Linked DNA regions of Homo sapiens: region 1 is linked to region 2. The links are chromatin loops, found by intact Hi-C in ENCODE. Cell type or tissue: mesothelial cell of epicardium. All regions are shown on one strand. Each heading gives the region's core, and the rest is flanking DNA. Links, peaks and the distances in the headings are about the cores only. Region 1 has its middle 12 kb from the start of CDC42SE2. Region 2 overlaps CDC42SE2 (CDC42 small effector 2).

Region 1 (8,348 bases), core at 315-8,314, 120 kb after region 2:
ACTGGAATTCCTGATAATTTAGCAAATGGGGACTTACTGTGTTATTTCCACTTGGGCAAAAAAGCAAATGTGACATTATTTTGAAGTAACAAGCTGGTAGTCCTCTCATTTGTGGGTGGTAATAGAATTTCTGGTAGCATATGGTGCCATTCTCTGAAGACGAAAGACAGTGGAAAGACAAAGTCCCTTAGTAAAAAGAGAATGGTCTCTAGTGTCAGGCGGATATGGGTTTGTTTTGCAGATTATCTGATCTTGGGCTTTTGGGCAATTTTCTTAACATATTTGAGTCCCAGTCTACTCATCATAAAATATAATAATGCTTGCATAATTACCTAATAAGATTTGGCAAGAATTAAATTTAATAATTCATATAAAATCTCAATGCCTGCAGCATAGTAGACTATCAATAAGTTGCCTCCATTATTATAGTGGAATTCTTTTCACAACTTCCTTGCAATCTTTTTTTTTCTGAGACGGAGTCTTGCTCTGTCACCCAGGCTGGAGTGCGGTGGCATGATCTCGGCTCACTGCAGCCTCTGCCTCCTGGGTTCAAGCAATTCTCTTGCCTCAGCCTCCCGAGTAGCTGGGATTACAGGCACATGCCACCACGCCCTGCTAATTTTTGTATTCTTAGTAGAGATGGGGTTTCATCATGTTGGCCAGGCTGCTCTTGAACTCTTAACCTCGTGATCTGGCCTGGGCCTCCCAAAGTGCTGGGATTACGGGCATGAGCCACTGCGCCCGGCTCTCTCGCAATCTTTTTATAGTAAAAGTAACTAAATTATGGCATACAATAGACCAATGCTGTCCTACAGAAATATAACTCAAGCCACATATGTAATTTTAAATTTTCAAGTCACTACATTAAAAAAATGTAATTTTAATAATATAATTTATTTAAAATATTGTCATTTCAACATGCAATTAATATAAAATGTATTAATGATATATTTTACATTTTTTAAACTAAGACTTCAAATTCAGAATTTTTTATACTTACAGCACATCTCAATTCAGAATAGCCATGTTTCAGGTGCTCAGTAGCAATGTGTAGCTAGTGACTATGGTACCCGACAGCTTAGTACTAGACTTTAAATAAGTATTTCAGCAAATTCTCCTTTACTCTTTGTCAATTCTAAAATAAACATAAATAAATGATAAGCGATAATTATAAATATATGAGCACACACATACACATATTTCCCATTCTGGCACACAGCAAACTTAGAAGATTTTTTTTTTTACCCATCAGTTCTTGGTTATAATGAGTCACACTTCAATCAGAGGATCAGGGTGTAAGTGGTACACAGATTTCTAATTTCATTTCCAAAACATATGACAAATCGAAGCTACATAGTTAAAGTAATACTTGGCAACCATGATAACTAGGTTAAAACAAAAATCTATCTTGCACTGTAGAAAGCATGTTGGCTTCATTGCTTTTTAAAGTAACTTCAGTAGATGATTATATATTCATGTCATTTGCTTTTCCTTTAAAAACATTGGACTAGACTTTTGGTTCTACATAAGCTTTTTTCTTTCTAAGTTAACCTACCCATTATGCAAGAATGAAGACTAAAGCAAATCAGAAATGGTGGGTAATAGGAGCAATGCACAGCAGCCACCTAAAGACTTACTATTTCTTTTCTTTTCTTTCTTTTTCTTTCTGTCTCTCTTTTTTTTTTTTCGAGATGGAGTCTCACTCTGTTGCCTAGGCTGGAGTGCAGTGGCGCCATCTCAGCTCACTGCAACCTCCGCCTCCTGGGGTCAAGCAGTTCTCCTGCCTCAGCCTCCCGAGTGGCTGGGATTACAGGCGCTGGCTACCAGGGCCAGCTAATTTTTTTATTTTTAGTAGAGATGGAGTTTCGCCATGTTGGCCAGGCTGGTCTTGAACTCCTAACCTCAAGTGATCCACCCGCGTCAGGCTCCCAAAGTGCTGGGATTACAAGAGTGAGCCACCGTGCCCAACCAAGACTTATTATTTCTATACACATGTGAAAAAATCTGTGGTGTGCCCCAGGGCCTGCTGGGGGGAGGTGCGGGGCTGGGGAAGGGATAGCATTAGGAGAAATACCTAATGTAAATGACGAGTTGATGGGTGCAGCAAACCAACGTGGCACATGTATACCTATGTAACAAACCCGCACGTTGTGCACATGTACCCTAGAACTTAAAGTATAATAAAAAGAAGAAAAAATCTGTGGTGTTTCCACTGAACAGAAAGCCCTGTGAAATCTTCAGAGATGATTCAGACAGTGGTGTTTCTCCTAAAGTGGACTCAGAAAATATAGGACACATCCGAACATGCATAATGCAAGGTGGAACACTGAAAGTGACTATGAGAGATTCCCAAAAAAACCTAACGCAAGTATTTGTCAAAAGACAATCCTTCATAGTGAGGAAGAAAAGTTTCCTAGAAAAGTATCCTTTGTAAGAAGTTCTTTTTTTAATTTTTTTTTATTTTTAGACAGAGTTTCACTCTTGTTGCCCAGGCTGGAGTGCAATGGTGCAATCTCAGCTCACTACAACCTCCGCCTCCTGGGTTCAAGCGATTCTCCTGCCTCAGCCTCTTGAGTAGCTGGGATTACAGGCATGTGCCACCATGCCCAGCTAATTTTTGTATTTTTAATAGAGATAGGGTTTCGCCAAGTTGGTCAGGCTGGTCTCAAACTCCTGACCTCAGGTGATCAACCCGCCTCGGCCTCCCAAAGTGCTGGGATTACAGGCATGAGTCACTGTGCCAGGCCTGTAAGAAGTTCTAAAGAATGGTCTTTAAGGGAGAGTTAATAGGATCAATTCAATGCAACAGATTTTTGCTGTCCACCTATTGAGTGGCTATAGTAGGTAGTAGGGATTTCGTGATAGAAATCTCTATCCTTAAGCTGTTGGGATGGTGATGAAGAATGGTGGAAGACAATCCAGCAATTTAGCACTGTTATGTATTCCAACAGCTCTTTTCACCTCATACTACCTCTGACATCCCTTCGCCACTGAGGTATTCCCAAGCTCACCTCCCGTACACCCAAACAGCTTTTGGCTGCTTCTCTTTTTTTTTAGGATATGGCTCTTTATCTTGACCTTGCTCTCAGACCAGCCTTACCATGCGATGAGTGTTTCATTCTCTGACAGAGGTCCTGCAGCCACATGCAGACTCTGCCCATCTTCTGCTCTGGCTCTATCTCTAGTCAGGAAGCTGCTGAATCAAGAAACTGCCACCACAGCTTCCGGCTCCAGCATTACCCTTGTGCGAAGAGGAAGTTGCGCAGTTTAGAAGTATTATCACAGAGATAGATCTAGTGGAGGAAATTTGACTTAACCTGTGTGGGTCCAGAAAGGATTCCTAAAAGAGCAGATGCTTGAGAGGAATTACCCGAGAATGGAGGGAAAGTTGAAATTCTCTGTGCGTAGAAGAATAACATGTATAAAATCAGGAAGATATGAGAGGCTGATGCCTTTAGGGAACTAGAGAATGAGTTCAGGGCTAGAGGAAGGGTGCATGTGGGCCCAGATGATGCTGGACCTGCAAAAAGAGGCACTAGATCATGATAAGGAGTTTTTTGTTGTTGTTGTTTTTGAGACGAAGTCTCGCTCTGTCACCCAGGCTGGAGTGCAGTGACGTGGTCTCAGCTCACTGCAACCTCCACCTCCCTGGTTCAAGCAATTCCCCTGCTCAGCCTCCCGAGTAGCTGGGATTATAGGCACACGCCACCACGCCCGGCTAATTTTTTTTGTATTTTTAGTAGAGACGGGGTTTCACCATGTAGGCCAGCCTGGTCTTGAACTCCTGACCTCAGGCAATCCACCCGCCTCGGCCTCCCAAAGTGCTGGGATTACAGGCGTGAGCCACCGCAACTGGCCGATAAGGAGTTTGACTTTATTTAGAATATGATAATGAGCCAGGCAGGAGGACAAAAGGTACTAATGATGTTGCTTTAAGAGTAGATGTTGCTTTAAGAGTAAAGTTCAAATATATGAACATATGCTTAATGTATCATACAAAACCTTTGAACTTTAAAATAGTCTTGCTTTACTTTAATTAATTATCCTTGATAAGCTTCTTGTAACCTTCATTCATAAAGGATAGTATGTGAGAACCTGAAATTATAGTACCTACATGATTCCTTCCTTCCTTCCTTCCTTCCTTCCTTCCTTCCTTCCTTCCTTCCTTCCACTCATTCTCTTTTTCTTTCTCTCTTTTTTTCTTCTTACTTTTTTGAGACAGGGTCTTGCTCTGTTGCTCAGGCTGTAGTGCAGTGGCACAATCATGGCTCACTTCAGCCTTGACCTCCTAGGCTCAAGCGATCCTCCTGCCAACTCAGCCTCCCAAGTAGCTAGGATCAGAGGCGTGTGCCACCATGCTCAGTTAATTTTTATTTTTTTGTAGAGACGAGGTCTCACTATGTGTCTAGGCTGGTCCCGAATTCCTGGGCTCAAGTGATCCACCCTCTTCGGAATCCCAAAATTCCGCAATTACAGGCACAAGCCACCATACCCAGCCCCTGGTTTATTTTTTATTAATTGGAACAGTTTTATACTAGCTGGAGTTATCTCCTTAGAAGAGTAATTGCACACATATGGGATTCAACCTGGGCAATGTTATTTCCATGTGGCAGTCTGCTATTCATGTACTGTTTTCCAGACAATTTTTTTTCTTTTTTTAGTTTTGCTTTCTCTCACAATATAAAATTGCATATTCTATCTTACTAAAAAGCATGTTAAATGCAAAGATAAAAATATAAGAACCTGTTAGAAGAGGCTGATGACTTAAAAGAGAAAGGAAATTAACTTACTTGATGTTAACATTTTGGCTGTTTGACAAGCTGATATCAGGGAATTTTCTAAATGGGGAAAAGATGAAAGTTTTCTTGAAAATGATTACCTTTAGTAAAAAGAATTATCTCCACAGTGATTTCTTGGTGTAGAAGAGAAAGAATTCAAAGAGGATTATTATGCCCTTCTACTCCAGTCAAGACCTGCCCAACATATTCTTTTGCGCACTACAAAAGCATTTCAGTTCTACTTTCATATTCTGTTAACAGATAAATTGTAATTGAATAAAACAGATACACAAAATGTTAAGTCATTTATTTGTTATTGCTAATCATTTCTTAGCTTTGTTTTTATATAGTTTTATTGTATCTATATATTCTTTTAAAATACATTTAAAAAATTTAAAATTAATGAAATTTTTAAAAGCAGTTTTAGGTTGACAGAGTGGAAAGTACAGAGAGTTCTCATATAACCCTACTTCCCTCTCTGTCCGTCCCTCCAATTCCCCCTTTTGTTGACATGCTGGATTCATGTGGTATATTTGTTGTAATTGCTGAGCCAATATTACCATAGTATTTTTTAAGAGACCCTGGGATCTTGCTCTGTTTACCAGGCTGGGCTCTAACTCCTGAGCTCAAGCAATCCTCCTACCTCAACCTCCCAAAGTGCTGAGATTACAGATAGAGCCACCACGCCTGGCCCAAGCTATAGTTTTGTTAACTAAAGTTCATAGTTTTTACATGAGGGTTCACTCTTTTTATTATATGTTTTGTGGGTTTTGACAAATGTGTAATGACATAGTATCATCCAGAATGGTTTCACAGCCCTGAAAATCTCCTATGCTCCACCTATTCATTTCTTTTTCACCTTCCCACCTCCCCCTACCCTGGCTCCACAGTCCCTGGCAACCATTGATCTTTTTACTGTCTCCACAGTTTTGCCTTTTCCAGAATGTCATATATTTGGAATAACAATATGATTTTCAGATTTACCTATTTCACTTAGCAATATGTATTTAAGTTTCCTCCATGTATTTCTGTGGCTTGATAGCTCATTCTGAAATTGTTGTTTCCTCTATGTAATAGTGTAGAACCTATTCTTTTCAACTAACATGTGTCAATATAAGTTCACATTGTTGCTGTCTCTGTAAATTACTTATTTTGATTGTTGTATAATATTTTCTGTTGAAATGTACCACAGATTATTTATCCACTCTCCTGTAGATGGGCATGCATCTGGGTTGTTTCCAAGTTTTTGCTTTTGTAAAAAGTGGAGCTATGATTGTCCTTTTACCTGGTGCCTGTTGTATATGTGCAAGAGTTTCTCTTGATGTATACCTAACAGTAGAATTGTTGACTCATAGGGTATATGAATATTCAATTTGGAGTGATAATGACACAATTTGCCAATTTGCATTTTCTGTTTTTGTTGTTGTTTAGTACCCATTATGCCCCAGAACCAACTTTCATTTTCATAAGCAATGGATCCACAGCCTTCCCAACACTTAGCACAGACTCCTTAAGTTGCTGCCTTTTGAATAAACGTAAAATGATATCTCCCTATGCTCTTTTTTTTTAGAGACAGCATCTCACTCTGTTGTCCAGACTGGAGTGCAGTGGTACAATCATAGCTCACTGCAACCTCGAACTCCTGGATTCAAGTGATCCTCCCGCCTCAGCCTCCTGAGTACCTAGGACTACAGGCATGCACCACCACACCCAGCTAATCTCTGCAGTCCTTATTTGCATTTTTCTGATCAATAAAGCTGTCGAACAAAAGTTCTCAATTTTAATATTGTCTAGGAGATGTTAATTACAAAGAGTTTTTAACTTTTGTTTTTGACAGTAAAGTCATCAAATCAAATGGAGGAGATTTTGTATATAGTGCCAGGTAGGAATCCAGTTTCTTCCTGCTATATTTATTAAACAGATCCTCCTTTCCTCATTTTTCTGACATGGCATCTTTATCATATATCAAACATTTATGTGTGGGTCAGTTTCTAAGATATCCATTCTGTTTCATTGGTTAATTTATTTTTTGCTGCACCAATCCCACACCATCTTATTAATTTTAGTTTCATAATAAATATTAATAGTTACTGGGACAAATCCTCTCTCCCTGATACTTCTTTAGAAATAACCTGGCCGGTCGTGGTGGCTCACGCCTGTAATCCCAGAGCTTTGGAAGGCTGAGGTGGGCAGATTGCCTGAGGTCAGGAGTTTGTGATCAGCCTAGTTAACATGGTGAAACCCAATCTCTACTAAAAATACAAAAAACAGCCAGGCGTGGTGGTGTATGCCTGTAGTCCCAGCTACTCGGGAGGCTGAGGCAGGAGAATCACTTGAACCCAGGAGGCAGAGGTTGCAGTGAGCCAAGACTGCACCACTGCACTCCAGCCTGGGCAACAGAGCAAGAGTCTGTATCAAAAAAAAAAAAAAAAAAAAAGATGTAACCTGGCTATTCATGGACACTTATTAATCTTCAATATATATATTTTAGAGTAATCTTATCAAGTTCCATTAAAGCTCTTGTAGGAATTTTAATTGGAATTACATTGGGTATTTTGATAAATTTGGGGACAATTGATACATTCATAATAATAAGTCTTCCTACACATTAACACAGGTACAGCTCTCCATTTATTCAGAACTTTTTCGTGTTTCTTAACAACGTTTTATAATAATTTTCCGTAAAGAGGTCTTGGCTAACTTCTGTTAGATTTATTCCTAGATAGTTGATATTCTCTGATATTACTGTAAACAGTTTATTCTCTTTATGTTTTCTAGTTGTTTGTTGCTAATATGTAGTAATGCAATTGACTTTTGTTTCACATCAGATATCTTGTTAATTTGAAGATTATTTGGGGTTTTCTAGGTAAAGAATCATATCAACCACAAATACAGTTTTATTTCCTCCTTGCCAATCCTTATGCCTCTGTACTTGTTAGGACCACCAATGAAGATTAAACAGAAAAAATGACAGGGGAATCTTCATCTCATTCCTGTTTTAAAAGGGAATGCTTCTGCCGGGCATGGTGGCTCATGCCTATGATCCCAGCACTTTGGGAGGCCAGATGGGCGGATCACAAGGTCAGGAGTCTGAGACCAGCCTGACCAACACGGTGAAACCCCGTCTCTACTAAAAATACAAAAATTAGCCAAGCATGGTGGCATGCGCCTGCAGTCCCAGCTACTCAGGAGGCTGAGGCAGGAGAATCGCTTGAACCTGGGAGGCAGAGGTTGTAGTGAGCTGGGATCGCGCCACTGTATTCCAACCTGGGCAACAGAGTGAGACTCCATCTCAAAAAATAATAATAAAAAAATAAAAAAAAGGAATGCTTTTAATATTTTCCCATTTAGAAGGATGTTTCTTTAGATTTTCTAGTATAGATACTCTTAATCAAGTTAAGGAAGTTTCCATCTATTTCTAATGTACTAAAATTTTTTAATTATTTAAAAAATTGTAAATAATTTTTAAAATTATGAATAGCTATCAAATTTTGTAAAATACTTGTTTTATGGCTGGGCATGGTGGCTCATGGCTGTAATCCCCAGACTTTGGGAGGCCAAGGCAGGAAG
Region 2 (8,348 bases), core at 189-8,188:
TTCAAGCAATTCTGCCTCAGTGCCTCCCGAGTAGCTGGGACTACAGGTGCGTGCCACCACACCCAGCTAATTTTTTTTTATTTTTAGTAGAGACGGGGTTTCACTGTGTTAGCCAGGATGGTCTTTATCTCCTGACGTCGTGATCCACCCACCTCAGCCTCCCAAAGTGCTGGGATTACAGGCGTGAGCCACCACCGCGCCCAGCCTTTCTGACCAACTCTAATAGAGAACCAGCCCTCACATGAAAAGGGGAAAAACTTGTTTGGTTTTTAAGAACCTTGGAGTTCTTAAAAATATGATCACTTCCTATAGCTAAGTACTCCTGAAAGCACATTTGCCTTAGGTTTCTTAAAAATTTTATCTGTCATAAGGTAGGCCAAAAAAATGGCATTGAGTAATATCTTTTTTTGCTTAATGTAGAGGAGATTCTGTTTACTTATCCCAAATGATCCACAGACAGCTAACACTATCACCAGTATCTTAATGACTTTTGAATATATGCATAAGTACATAACAGGTACATGCATAAGTATTTGTTCATGTTAAGATCCCAATGAAGACATCACCCAACTGTTACCCAGGTAGACACTGCAAGAACAAATAAAACCAAAACCAAAACAAAACAAACAGTGATGGGGAATAAGGGGGGGAAACGAATAAATTAAAATGATAGACATGTTTCTCATTAAGTTAATATATATGAAAGCATTTGAACTAAGTCTGTAAAAATGGCAGATAATAATTAACACTTGGTAGCAAGAAACGCTTTCTGAAATACTGAAACACTGCTTGTTTCACTGTAACTTATCACCTAGTGCTGTATCTGCATAGTCTCACAATTCAACTTTATATCCAACATGGGTGTTCATTTCTATTTGGATAAAATTTACTGAAATATACTAGAAAGAAAACTGGTCTTAAAATGCAAAAGGCTCTGCCACTAATTCACTGATCTTAACTTAGTTTACTAATTAACTTCTTATTATAGTTTTCCAAATCCGCATGCACGCATGCCCACATGCATTTGACTACGTTTGCCTATGATGTCTCTAAGATCTAAAATTAAGATTGGATGAAAATTATTTTCATTTCACAAAAGAAAACAAAATCACATATAAAACAAACAATATCCCATCTGCTAAAACAAGAATGTAAGCATAACACCTTTTCAAGAAACTATAAGAAAGTTCAATAGACAAAAGTAGATGGAACATAAATACCAGAAATATCTAAGAACCAGAAGAATTTTTACTATGTGCAAAGGTGATAAGAGATCAGACCAAACTTTAGGGTACCCCGAGAACTGAGAACTGACCTAGAATTTGTCTTGCATGAGAACTGCTAATAAAATATATCTGTAATATTTCCTACTCAATATGAACAAGTTTGAGAGGATGAAAACTGAATGGTTTATACCATCTGTTTACATCACAGATGAACAGATTCTTAAAAAGTGCTTCTAAAACTGTTCAATATATTATAAACATCATAAATACCAGCCCCAGATAGTTATTAAAATACCATTATATTATTAAATCCCAGATAATTACTTAAGTTCTAACTTCCCTTTAGTCACAGATACATATCAGCAAAAACATTTTATTTTTCTACAACAATGCACTACCTAGTCTCACCCTACTACTGATTTGAAAAATAATGCAATTTTGAGTTCCTTACCAGTATTCCTTTCTTTCCTATTTGTATACATCAAGGCCACGTGAGAATCAGAACCCAATCCTCACTAACTCTAGACAGACAAAGGCTTAATCCTCTTCATTCTTGTTGTGTCTAGGCTTATAAACCCCAAAAGTCAGTTTAAAAAAAAAATTCATGCTATTGGTGTTTTAGAAGCAACTCTTTGGCCATTTTAATCATTAGCCACCTCATGAAAAGATGGAGATTTGCACATCATTTACACAATAACAGAATTTGTAATTAAAGGCTATGTTTTCTAAATAAACATAATTTCACAGATATAGTCAGATGACTTTCAAACAACTAAAGAAATGTTTGACCAGGCTAAGTCGCTCATGCCTGTAATCCCAGCACTTTGGGAGGCTGAGGCAGGAAGATCACTTGTGGCCAGAAGCCTGAGACCAGCCTGGGCAACAAAGCAAGACCCTGTCTCTGCTGGGGAGAAAAAAAAAAAAAAGGTAAAATAAATGTTTCAGTATTCACACTGAATGAAAGAAATCTTCCAGTTAAGAGGAACACATAGTGACTCCACTTAACGTTGCCTATTAGATGAGGCAAGATGATATTTTCCAATGGGCATATAGAAAAAAAAATAATTGATGCTCATTTGCCATATTTATTTTAAAAATTATTTAACCATAAGTTTCTTTTCTCTTTTGTTCATAAATTTTTTCGCTGAGTTTCTTTTCTTTTCCTTTACATGGTAATTATTTTTGTCATAACAACAATAATAAAATAATTTTTCTGAACTCCAGAGCTCCATGCTCTGACTACTATGATCAATGGTCTACAACATGGAATGTGCTCACCCAAAGGGGGCACATAAAATGATCTGTTGGAATGTGGGAGGAAAATACTAGACCTTCTCTTTATTTTTCATCTCTTTTAAAAAACTAAGCCCTCCTAGTAAGTCATATATAGGCTGACATGGATGTATGTTGGCTACTGACTACACTTGTTTCTGTAAGAGTTACTAGAAACAGAATAAGCAGAAAGCACTGAATTAAATTAGTGCTTAACCATACTTGAAATTAAACATAAAAACAAAGATGTTGTCTTATAAAGTCACTTTAATCTGCTTCAGTTTATCTAAATGTGTCTTTTTCTGTACTCTGAAATAATTAGTCTTACACTGTAATAGAAATGGAATATGCTGATGACAAAGGGTGTGGAAGTGTGGAACTGGGGTTACTACTTCAATAAATCTCTAATTTGTGCATAATCCTGAAGCTCACAACCTATTAATAAGTCAGAGTTACTGTTCACTCTCATATTAAAATGCAAAACAATACAAGGCTAACCTTCAAAAAACTGTTACTACATTCTTCCCCCAATGATAAAAATTTTGAAGTCTGAAAATACCACGTGTTGAAGAGGATATGGCACAATGGAACACTCAAACAGCTGGTGGGAATGTAAGATGGTAACATCAAGTCTAAAAGAATTTGCTTTTGCTTGGTAAAGGTAACTTCCTCAGCTGTTAGACCCAGTAATGTCACTCCTAGGTATATACCCTAGAAAAACTTGGGCACATGTTACCAGGCTACACATACACAAATGCACAAAAGAGCATTGTGCATAATAGTCGCGTACTAGGTTTATCAAAAGAACTGTAATGGAAAAATCTATTATGGTACAGCCAAACAAGAAAACATTAAAGAAAAATGAACATAAAAATTAGCTATCTGCATCAATATGAATCAATCTTATAAATATACCATTGGATGAAAGAAGAAAACGCAAAAGATTACAACCAGTAATGACTCCATTTAAAGTTAAAACAGGCAAACTAAATTATACTGTTTAGGGATACATACATAGATGGTAAAATCGTAAAACACAACAAGGAAGTGATTACCATAAAAATCAGGACAGCAGTTCCTCCAGGTGTTGGAACAGGCACGTGTGTAATTGGAAAGGACACAAGGAGGCTTCTGGGGTGCTGGCAATGTCCTATTTCTTAACGAGTAATATGTGCTTCATAATATATTTGTTTCATAACTTTTATACTGTACATTTATATGTAAAATAAATCCTTTCAAATTATTAATTTTTGGTATTATAATGGTATTGTGGTTATGTTAAATAAGAGTCCTTATCTTTTAGGGATACTGAAATATTTATGGACAAAATGATATAATGTCTCAGATTTGGCTTCAAAATAATAGAGCAAAGGATAAAGTGGATGGAATGAGGTGAAGATTAGACAAGAATTAAAGTTGTTGAAGCTGAGAGATGGGTACACAGGGCTCATTATACTACTGTCTACTTCTGAATATGTTTAAAAATATAAGTTTTAAAAAGCTTTTATGGAAATAGCTTAAAAATAAAGATACACCAGTTTCACAAATGGGAATTATATTCAATACAGGTCTAATCCAAATCCCAACAGGCCTTATGGAAAACCTGACAAACTAATTTTAAAACTGATCTGTAATAGTCAAGGACTAAGACTGGCCAAAACACGACAAAAGGTGAACAAAGACAAAGGGATCTGCCCTCCCAGATATCAAAACAGTATTAATGCAAACTCTAGAAGACATTGTGTATCATCGTGTATTGGCACCAGGATGAACAAATGGTCAAACAGAATCTAGAGTCTGACTCATGCATGTAGGGAAGCCTGATAATGTACACTGCATACCAGTGGGGAGGGGAAAGACTTCTTTTTTTTTTTTTTTTTTTTTGAGATGGAGTCTCACTCTATTGCCCAGGCTGGAGTGCAGTGGCGCAATCTCGGCTCATTGCAAGCTCCGCCTCCCAGGTTCACGCCATTCTCCTGCCTCAGCCTCCTGAGTAGCTGGGACCACAGGCGTCCGCCACCACGCCCAGCTATTTTTTTGTATTTTTAGTAGAGACAGGGTTTCACCGTGTTAGCCAGGACAGTCTCGATCTCCTGACCTCGTGATCAACCCTCCTCGGCCTCCCAAAGTGCTGGGATTACAGGTGTGAGCCACCGTGCCTGTCCAGGAAAGACTTCTTATGAAGTCGCTGTGGGACAGAGGGTTCCCCACATGGAAAATAAATATAATTAAATCCCTTCTCCAAAAATCCACAGAATCAACTCCAGGCTTCTAAAAGGCAAAATTATTCCACTTTTATAGGGAAATTTGGGTGAATTATCCTTATGAATGAGAGGTAAGAAAAAATTCTTAAGCACAAAAATATAAGCCAAAAAAGGTACTTTGTTAAATCACACATAACCAACAAAGAATTTGTATTCAGAACGTAAGAGGGAAGTCTATGAATAAATAAGAAATTTTAAAAATGTACAAAAGACATGAACAGGCATGTCTTTCACACAAGAGGAAACCATACCGAGCAACAAGCACATGAAGAAGTGCTTCGCTTAACCTCACTAGCAATCGGAAAAGAACAATACCATGAAATCCCACCTTACCCATCAGACTGACAAAAATTAAAAAGTGAAAAAACAAGCATTAATGAAGATGTTGTGAAAGTGAAACTATACCACATTAATGTGGGAGCAGTTATCCCTTTGCAAAATAATTTGGCACTATCTTGTGAAACTGATCATGCCCACACCCCACAATTCAGTATTTCCACTTTTAGATATATATGCTACAGAAACAAGTATACTCAAAGTCATGTATATACTGAGATATGTACAAGAATTTACAGCAGTTTGTAACAGAAAAAAAACTTAAAACTAGAAACTACTCAAATGTCCACCAACAGATCATCTGTATTGGGTAGGAGCTTATATCTGTTTGTTGTTGTGCATCATTACATGATATATATACACACACATATATATATCATTACATGATATATATATACACACATATGTATATGATATACACACACACACATATATATTTGATTGTATATTTTGACCTGTTATATATATAAGCATATAAAATTATATATATATATAAAAAATTTGTTTTTTGAAACAGGGTTTCACTCTGTTGCCCAGGCTGGAGTGCAGGGATGCGATCCTGGCTCACTACAGCTTCAACCTCCCAGCTCAAGCAATCCTCCTACCTCAGCCTCCCGAGTAGCTGGGCCTACAGGCACACACTACCACACACAGCTAATTTTTAAAATTTTTTGTAGAGACAAGGTCCTACTATGTTACACCCCAGGCTGATCTCGAACTCCTAGGCTCTAGCAATGCTCCCGCCTCAGCCTCCCAAAGTGTTGGGATTATAGGTGCAAGTCACTGCACCTGGCCTGTTTTATAATTTTTGTACCAAATATATTACAGTTTGAAAGAAGATTTAATTTTTCTTTTAAAGATTATTACTTTTGCTGATGTCACATTTTAAGTAACTAAAAATTGCAACAACCACATGGTTTACAAAGAAATGGCTTGCTTCATCTTGAGGTATGTAGTAAAAAAAACAAAAAAACAAACAAAAAAAACCCTCCAATCTGAACTGAATAAAGATCAACTCCATTCTCAACCGAAAAACATTAAAGCAAAATTTCTTCTCTGACATTTACAAACTTATAAAAGCATTATAATTTCAAAACATAAATAGCTTTCTACTGCCTTCTTATCCCTTTTCCCCATCTTGAACTCACGCCGAATGCTATGGACACTAGCTTACCAACAGTTCCTAATTGGTTAAGGGCACAGACAACAGTACTGGAACACCAGAACCTGTCTGTTCCACAGTTTTGAAAAGAGCCTTTCTAGTTTGTTTTCAAGTACATATAGACAAATTCAAACTATCTCCACAGTTATATTAAAGGAGCTGAAGAGGTACAATATACAGTGAATACCATCCACTACATTACAAAGTGACTATCTACAAGAAAATAGCAATAGTCAGTCCTAAGGCAGGGGAGGTAGTTCCAGTATACTAGTCTTTAGAATTTCTAGGTTTAGTAGTACAGTTAAAACATTTGAATCAGTCTTCTATGATGTTTTTCTAAAACGTAGGGTTTTCATTTCTCAACTGATAAGGCTAATATTCTTCTCTTTATTTTTTAACAGAATCTCGCTCTGTCTCCAGGCTGGAGTGCAGTGGCGCAATCTCCACTCACTGCAAGCTCCGCTTCCCGGGTTCACACCATTCTCCTGCCTCAGCCTCCCGAGTAGCTGGGACTACAGGCACCCGCCACCACACCCGGCTAATTTTTTGTATTTTTAGTAGAGACGGGGTTTCACCACATTAGCCAGGATGGTCTCGATCTTCTGACCTCGTGATCCGCCCGCCTTGGCCTCCCAAAGTGCTGGGGATACAGGTGTGAGCCACCACGCCAGGCCCTGATAAGGCTAATTTTCTTCTTTTATTAAGTAAATCCATTTAGTTTAAGCATTTTGAGATGACTATGGTTTTATAATGTGATGTGTGAAATTAAATCAGGAACATGCACATTTGTGTTTTCAGAAGAAGGAAAAAAATTGACACTTTTACTATACTCATACCTAATTTAGGGTATAAAATGTGGTTCCTGAAAATGGAAGTTCTATACAAATCTGTGCCATACGAGGTTATTATTGCATAGTAGCTATGGAGATCCATCATATTTGACCAATCACTTTTCTGTTTTACATAAATCCCCTCATGGAGTGCCCTCAGCTAGAGTTCCCTCTAGCCACCTTTCATGGGAATTGTTGGTTCATCCTCTGAGGCTGCAGTAGTAACTTTGATGTTTTCTTTTTTTTTTTTGAGACAGAGTCTCACTCTGTGGCCCAGTCCAGGCTGGAGTGCAGTGGCACGATCTCGGCTCACTGCAACCCTCGCCTCCCAGTCTCAAACAATTCTCCTGCCTCAGCCTCCCGAGTAGCTGGGATTACAGGCATGCGACACCACGCCCAGCTATTTTTTGTATTTTTAGTAGAGACAGGGTTTCACCATGTTGGCCAGGCTGGTCTCGAACTCCTGACCTCAGGTAATCAGCCCGCCTCGGCCTCCCAAAGTGCTGGGATTACAGGCATAAGCCACTGCACCTGGCCTAACTTTGATGTTTTCTAAAATGTCTAAGGTCTTATAGCAATCCTTAGCTGTCTAACTGATCCATCCCCACTCCGTTTCCTCAACCACTTCCCTTGAAGTAACCTTGAACCATCTAAACACTGAGCACACTGCACTTCCTCTGTTTCACTGTGGCAACTCCAGCACCATCACTTGCACATATCCTCATGCCCCCACCCTGACTATTATAGGTTAAAACTATACATCAGAACAACAACAAATGGCAGAAAGAAAAGCCACAAAGGGAATAAGCAACCTTATTGCAGAGCATATTCCATACTCAACTCCAGACAGCTGAGGAGGCTAAATGTGCATGAAGGAGTGAAGTGGCTCACTGGGCTACAGTGTGCAGTATGGTTTGTCAGTGCTCTCTGTCTGAGCATACAGTAAGTCAAACCACTAGAAAAAATAGGTATGTTCTTCCACATACTTTGGCTTTTTGCTCTAAACCATTCAATGATTTCCTATTTCACAAAGAATAAAAACCAGTCTTTTCATGACCTGGAAGACCAAACATGAACTGGCCCTTGGTTACCTCTTAGACCTCATTCCCACCACTGGCCCCATGCCTCACAGCCACTCTGCCTTCTCTGATGTTCCACTCACACACCCAACCTTGCACTTACTACTCACTCTAAGTGCTTTGCCCCAAGTATTTGTGTATTTTACTCCCTTAAACTTGTGCCTATACAGCACTTAATC

Evidence for each region. Hi-C counts contacts between places; a loop is a spot of excess contacts. Peaks named below come from ENCODE experiments on the same cell type or tissue, not always from the same donor. Only the 100,000 strongest peaks of a DNase experiment are listed, where the experiment ranks them.
Region 1: a loop joins it to region 2, with 16 times the contacts of the local background. A loop is called at or near these places in 14 of 110 quality-filtered maps.

Annotation. Positions count from the first base shown.
Region 1 is chr5:131,247,882-131,256,229 of GRCh38, reverse strand. It overlaps a transcript of CDC42SE2 not described here. Among named protein-coding and RNA genes, the nearest start is that of CDC42SE2, 12 kb to the left of the region's middle. In mesothelial cell of epicardium, for the core only: no CTCF peak of the experiment used is centred there; no DNase peak of the experiment used is centred there.
Region 2 is chr5:131,364,287-131,372,634 of GRCh38, reverse strand. All of the region lies in intron 3 of CDC42SE2 (CDC42 small effector 2), which reads right to left. Among named protein-coding and RNA genes, the nearest start is that of CDC42SE2, 100 kb to the right of the region's middle. In mesothelial cell of epicardium, for the core only: no CTCF peak of the experiment used is centred there; no DNase peak of the experiment used is centred there.